2 separate regions of the Homo sapiens genome follow, and region 1 is linked to region 2. A link is an interaction called in ENCODE POLR2A ChIA-PET data of the cell type or tissue named here. Cell type or tissue: endothelial cell of umbilical vein. All regions are shown on one strand. Links, peaks and the distances in the headings refer to the core of each region. The heading gives the core; the rest is flanking DNA.

Region 1 (2,923 bases), core at 106-2,605, 1.3 Mb after region 2:
ATTTATTGAATAAGATGCACTTTTTCCACTTCAGATTTTTGTTTTCTTTGTTGAAGATTAGTTGGCTGTAAGTATTTGGCTTTATTTCTGTGTACTGTATTTTGTTCTATTGGTCTAAGTGCCTATTTTTATACCAGTACCATGCTGCTTTGGTAACGATAGCGTTGTACTACAGTTTGATGTTGGGTAATGTGATTCCTCCAGGTTTGCTCTTTTTGGTTAACCTTGCTTTGGTTTGAGGGGTCTTTATTGGTATATAGAATTTTAGAATTGATTTTTATAGTTCTGCAAAGGTTGATAATGGTGGTACTTTGATGGGAATTGCAATGAATCTGTAGATTGCTTTTGGCAGTATGGTCATTTTCACAAAATTGATGCTACTCATTCATGAGCATGGGATGTGTTTCCATTTGTTTGTTTTCATCTATAATTTCTTTCAGCAATGTTTTATAGTTTTTCTGGTAGAGATCTTTCACCTTCTCGAATAGGTATATTCCTAAGTATTTTATCATATATTATTTTTTGCTGCTGTTGTAAAAGGAATTGAGTTATTGATTTGTTTCTCAGCTCTTTCATTGTTGGTGTATAGCAGTGTTACTGATTTGTGTACATTGATTCTATATCTTCAAATTTTATTGGATTCATTATCAGATCTAGGAGCTTTTTGGATGAGTCTTTAGGGTTTTCTAAGTATATAATCATATCATAGGCAAACAGTGACAGTTTTGACTTCTTCTTTACCAATTTGAATGCCCTTTATTTCTTTCTCATCTGATTGTTCTAGCTAGGACTTAAAGTATTATGTTGAATAGAAATGGTGAAAGTCATCATCCTTGTCTTGTTCCAATTCTCAGGGGAAATGCTTTTAACTTTTACCAGTTCAGTATGATGTTGGCTGTGGGTTTGTCGTAGATAGTTTATCATTTGTTACCTTGAGGTACGTCCCTTCTATCCCAATTTTACTGAAGGTTTTTATCATAAAGGGATGCTGGATTATGTCAAGTGCTTTCTCTGCATCTATTGAGATGATCATGTGATTTTTGTTTTTAATTCTGTTTGTGTGGTGTATCACAGTTTTTGACTTATGTATGTTAAACCATTCCTGCATCCATGGTATAAATACCAATTTATCATGATGTATTGTATTCTTGATATGCTGTTGTATTCAGTTAGCTAGTATTTCATTGAAGATTTTTGCATCTATGTTTATTAGAGATACTGGTCTGTAGTTTTCTTTTTTTGTTATTTTTTTTTCCTGGTTTTGGAATTTGCTTGATATTGGTTCATAGAATGATTTAAGGAGGATTCCCTCTTTCTCTGTCTTTTGGAATAGTTTCAATAGGATTGGTACCAATTCTTTTTCAAATTCAGCTGTGAATCTATCTGGTACTGGACTTTTTTGTTGGCAGTTTTTAAAATTACTGTTTCAAACTTGCTACTTGTTATTGGTCTGTTCAGAGTTTCCATTTCTTCCTGATTTAATCTGGGAGGATGTATATTTCCAGGAATTTATCCATCTCCTCCAGAATTTCTAGTTTGTATGCATAAAGGTGTTGATAATAGCCTTGAATGATCTTTTGTATTACTGTGGTATTTGTTGTAATATCTCCTGTTTCTTTTCTAATTGAGCTTATTTGGATCTCTCTTTTTTTCTTGGTTAATCTCTTTAATTGTCTATCAATTTTATCTTTTCCAAAAAACAGTTTTTTGTTACATTTATCTTTTGTATTGTTTTTTGTTTGTTTCAATTTCATTTAGTTCTTCTCTGATTTTTGTCATTTCTTTTCTTCTGCTGGGTTTGAGTTTGGTTTGTTCTTGTTCTCTAGTTCCTTCAGGCATGACCTTACGTTGTCTATTTGTGCTCTTCCAGAATTTTTAATGTAGGCATTCAATGCTATAAACTTTCCTCTTACCATCACTTTTGCTGTATCCCAGAGGTTTTAAGTTGTGTCACTATTATCATTCAGCTCAAAGAACTTTTTAACTTTCATCTTGGTTTTATTGTCAACCCAAAGATCATGCAAGAACATATTTAATTTCCATGCATTTGTATAGTTTTGAGGGTTCCTTACAGTGGTCTGGAGAATACTTAATATAATCTTGATTTTCTTAAATTTATTGAGACTTGTTTTGTGATCTATTATATGGTCGCTTTTGGAGAATGTTCCATGTGCCAATGTAAATAATATATATTCTCAGTTGTTGGGTAGAATCTTCTGTAAATGTTTGTTAAGTACATTTGTTCTAGAATATAGTTTAAGTCCATTGTTTCTTTCTTGACTTTCTGTTTTGATGATTGTCTAATGCTGTGGGTGGAGTATTGAAGTCCCTCACTATTATTGCATTGCTGTCTATCTCATTTTTAGGTCTATTAGTAATTGTTTTATAAATTTGGGACCTCCAGCATTAGGTACATATATATTTAGGATTGTGATATTTACTTGCTGTACTAATACTTTTATTATTATAAAATGTTCCTTTTTCTCTTTTTTTCTTACTGTTGTTGCTTTAAAGTCTGTTTTTTCTGATATAAGAATACCTACTCCTGCTTGCTTTTGGTTTCCATTTGTGTGGAATATCTTTATCCACCCCTTTATCTTAAGTGTATGCGAGTCCTTATGTGTTAAGTGAGTTTCTTGAAGACAGAAGATCCTTGGTTGGTGGATTTTTTTTATCCATTCAGACATTCTGTATCTTTTAAGTGGAGCATTTAACATTGGTATTAAGATGTGCATTACTGTTGTGTTTATTATGTTAGTTGTTGCCTTAATACCTTCTTTGTTTTTTTCAATTGTGTTATTTTTTATAGGTCCTGTGAGATTTATGCTTTAAGCAAGTTTGCCTTTGGTGTATTTCAAGGTTTAAAACTCCTTTAAGTACTTCTTGTAGTGCTGGTTTAGCAGTGGCAAATTCTCTCAGCATT
Region 2 (2,923 bases), core at 186-2,685:
CTTAATCACTTCTCCGTTGGGGAAAATTAGATCTTGAGTTGCAGCTGGGAAATTTGGATCTTAGGAACACAGAAAATCCTTGCTGCCAGCAAAACCTCCATAACATATTTGCGTGAAGTAGGCTTCCTTCCCCCTTTTTTGTTTCTGACCCAGAAAGAGAGAGAGGATTCCTTATTTGCTCTCTGCCATTACTCATGCCCAGTTGAGGAAAGAATGTCATCTACAATAAAGGCATTAAGTAGGAGAAGCAAAAAGTCAAGGTTTCGGTCTGACTTGATAAAGATGAAGGAAAAAACAAGAGAGAACTGTGAGGTCACTGTTTCCAGGAGTTGAGAAAAATAGGGGTCCCAGCTTGAACTTATGTCAGTTACTGATATCCAGTTATGTCTGCTCATACTCATGACTGATAGAATGTATCCACCAGGAGCCTAATTTCGTGGCTGACCAGAGGTCACCTAGAAAACAGCACATTTAATGAAGTCAAATATTACAGAAAAAATGTGACTCCAAGTACAGCAGAATGTCTATCATGTAGAGCTTCAAAGTGTGGGCTCTAGAGCTATAGAGTGATGGTTAATAGCAAGGTTTTAAATTCCACCTTCACCACCTGCTGTATTTGGCCATAGGCTGTTAACTTAATCACTATATGGCTGGGTATTCTTATTTTTAAAAATGATAACTTCCCTAATTATTTGATACGGTTATTGTGAAGATAAAAGGAACTAATACATACAAAGCACTTTTAATAGTCTCTGATACATAATGACTCAATAAATATTAATTATTTAATATTAGCCATTTAAAATAACCAAGTATTATTACTTTAGCTCAGCTCTTCATGAACTCCAGGTCTCAATCTGGAGGTGGAGATGAGGATAGTAGGGAATAAAGTGAGACTATAATAATGAAGTAATATTCTTGACTAAAATCTTGCTAATATATTAGGGCAGAAGAATCACCAAAAAAAAAAAAAAAAAAAGAGTGTGCAATGCTGTCAGATGTGCCATGGTACCCACTGCTCTAGGCTGGGCCTGGAAGGCAGAGACTTACCCTGGACATCAGACGCAGTGTCCACACAGATCCCAGGCAGTGAGCCTTGCTAAAGGAGGCTAGGTCCCCAAAATGCAGGTCCGTCACCCTTGATAGTGTTTTCTTGGTGTTTTAAATGAACTTTCACTGTTTGTCATATAATATTTAGTTTTAGAGAGCCATATTACTGATAAAAATAGTATGACTTATTTTTGAGAAGTAAATAAGATAATTGGGGGCAATCTAAGCAAAGTCTTCAATTGTGTTTCTGCTAAAGTACGTGAAGTACATGCCACTTTCTCAGTAGGAAAGACTGTTGGCAGACTGACAAGATGAATCATTGCTGAAATGTATTCAAAAAGAATTATAGAGCAGAACCAGGGATAGAATCTAACAGGAAATAAGCCCCATGGGTCATTCTGAGTTATGTCCTTTTTAGTGAGTCTGTTTTAGTTTAAGTTTATTTGAATAATACTAAGATGTACTGTATTGAGCAAGGGAAAGACTCTCTGTAACATACGGGAAACTTTTATCACTCAGGTTTTATCGTCTGGTTTTTCACTTTTTATGCAAATTTTTTTCCCCTTCATGTTAGAATAATTTTGGTCAATGTTTTCTCAAGATATGACTAATTTTTATTTTATCGTCTTTAGAGAAAGTTGAAGAGTCACAGTACCTTTCTTTTATCACAATAGAACCTACTGCACACAAAATTTAAAATGTATCCTTGGTTTTCATCTGAAGTTTTGCAATATAATGCAAATTAATACTTTTTCATCTTCAGCTTTTTGAAATTCACTTTCCACACTGCACTTAGAAATGCATTTTTAAAACTAAAATATGAGCATGTTATTTCCCTGTTTTAGTCTCTTCAGTGGCATCCATTGACCTAAGGCTTACCAGGCCTGCCGCATCTGGCACTGTGATATTGTGAAATATTAAATACATTTGGTTTTCCTTCCCTTTTCCTGGCATACAGCTCTTAAAACTCTTGAAGTCTCTTAAGTGATATGTCTTTTTGTAAGCTGATAAGATGACTGATGGCTGGGGACTCCTGGAAAACTGGGGGCTACTAGATAGCCTCAGAATGGAGAACTGTTGCCAAGGGAACCAACCCTGCAATTTAAGATTTGGAACTTTTAGCTTCACTCTCCAACCAGGGTGAGTGAAATTTGGGTCGATCGCAAGTGGCTAATGATTTAGTCAGTCATGCCTATGCAATGAATCTTCCATAAAAACCTGAAAGGACTGCATTTGAAGAGCTTCTGGGGATCTAAACATGTGGAGGTTCCTGGAGGGTGGCACCCAAACAGGGCAGGGAAGCTCTCACATCTCTTGCCCTATGCATCTTTTCCATCTGGCTGTTCATCTGTATCCTTTGAAGTATTCTTAATAATAAATGGGTAAATATAAGTGAAGTGTTTTCCTGAGTTCTGTGAGCTCTTCTAGCAAATTAAACTCAAAGAAGAGGTCATGGGAACCCCTGCTTTATAGCCAGTCAGTCGGAAGAAAAGGTAACAACCTGTGGCTTGTGATTGGCATCTGAAGTGAGTGTCAGTCTTGTGGGACTGAGCCCTTACCCTAAGTTATCTCCAGGTAAATAATGTGAGAATTGAATAGAATTCCAGGACACCCCTCTGGTGTCTGCTGGAGATTTTCTTGATGTGTGGGGAACCCCTCCCTCACATCTGGTCACAGAAGCATTCTGTGCCGTATTGAATGAGTGTTAGAGAAGGAAAAACACTTTTTTTTCCCTGTCTGTATCAGATACCTACATACCACTTCAGCTTCAGCTCCCACTCTGATTCTTCTTTGTCTCTTGCTCAAGACACACAGGATTTACTTCCCTTCTTCAGTGTATAGTACAACCTTCTTTTTAGATCAGATATTAAAA

Evidence for each region. ChIA-PET counts read pairs that join two places held together with the same protein. Peaks named below come from ENCODE experiments on the same cell type or tissue, not always from the same donor. Only the 100,000 strongest peaks of a DNase experiment are listed, where the experiment ranks them.
Region 1: POLR2A ChIA-PET joins it to region 2 with 10 read pairs; 2 of 35 experiments call an interaction of 5 or more read pairs at or near these places.

What each region holds. Positions count from the first base shown.
Region 1 is chr1:187,819,670-187,822,592 of GRCh38, forward strand. No RefSeq gene overlaps it. Among named protein-coding and RNA genes, the nearest start is that of LINC01037, 380 kb to the left of the region's middle. In endothelial cell of umbilical vein, for the core only: no CTCF peak of the experiment used is centred there; no DNase peak of the experiment used is centred there.
Region 2 is chr1:186,534,508-186,537,430 of GRCh38, forward strand. No RefSeq gene overlaps it. Among named protein-coding and RNA genes, the nearest start is that of PDC, 75 kb to the left of the region's middle. In endothelial cell of umbilical vein, for the core only: no CTCF peak of the experiment used is centred there; a DNase peak (open chromatin) is centred at 1,364; H3K27ac peaks cover 1,693 bases.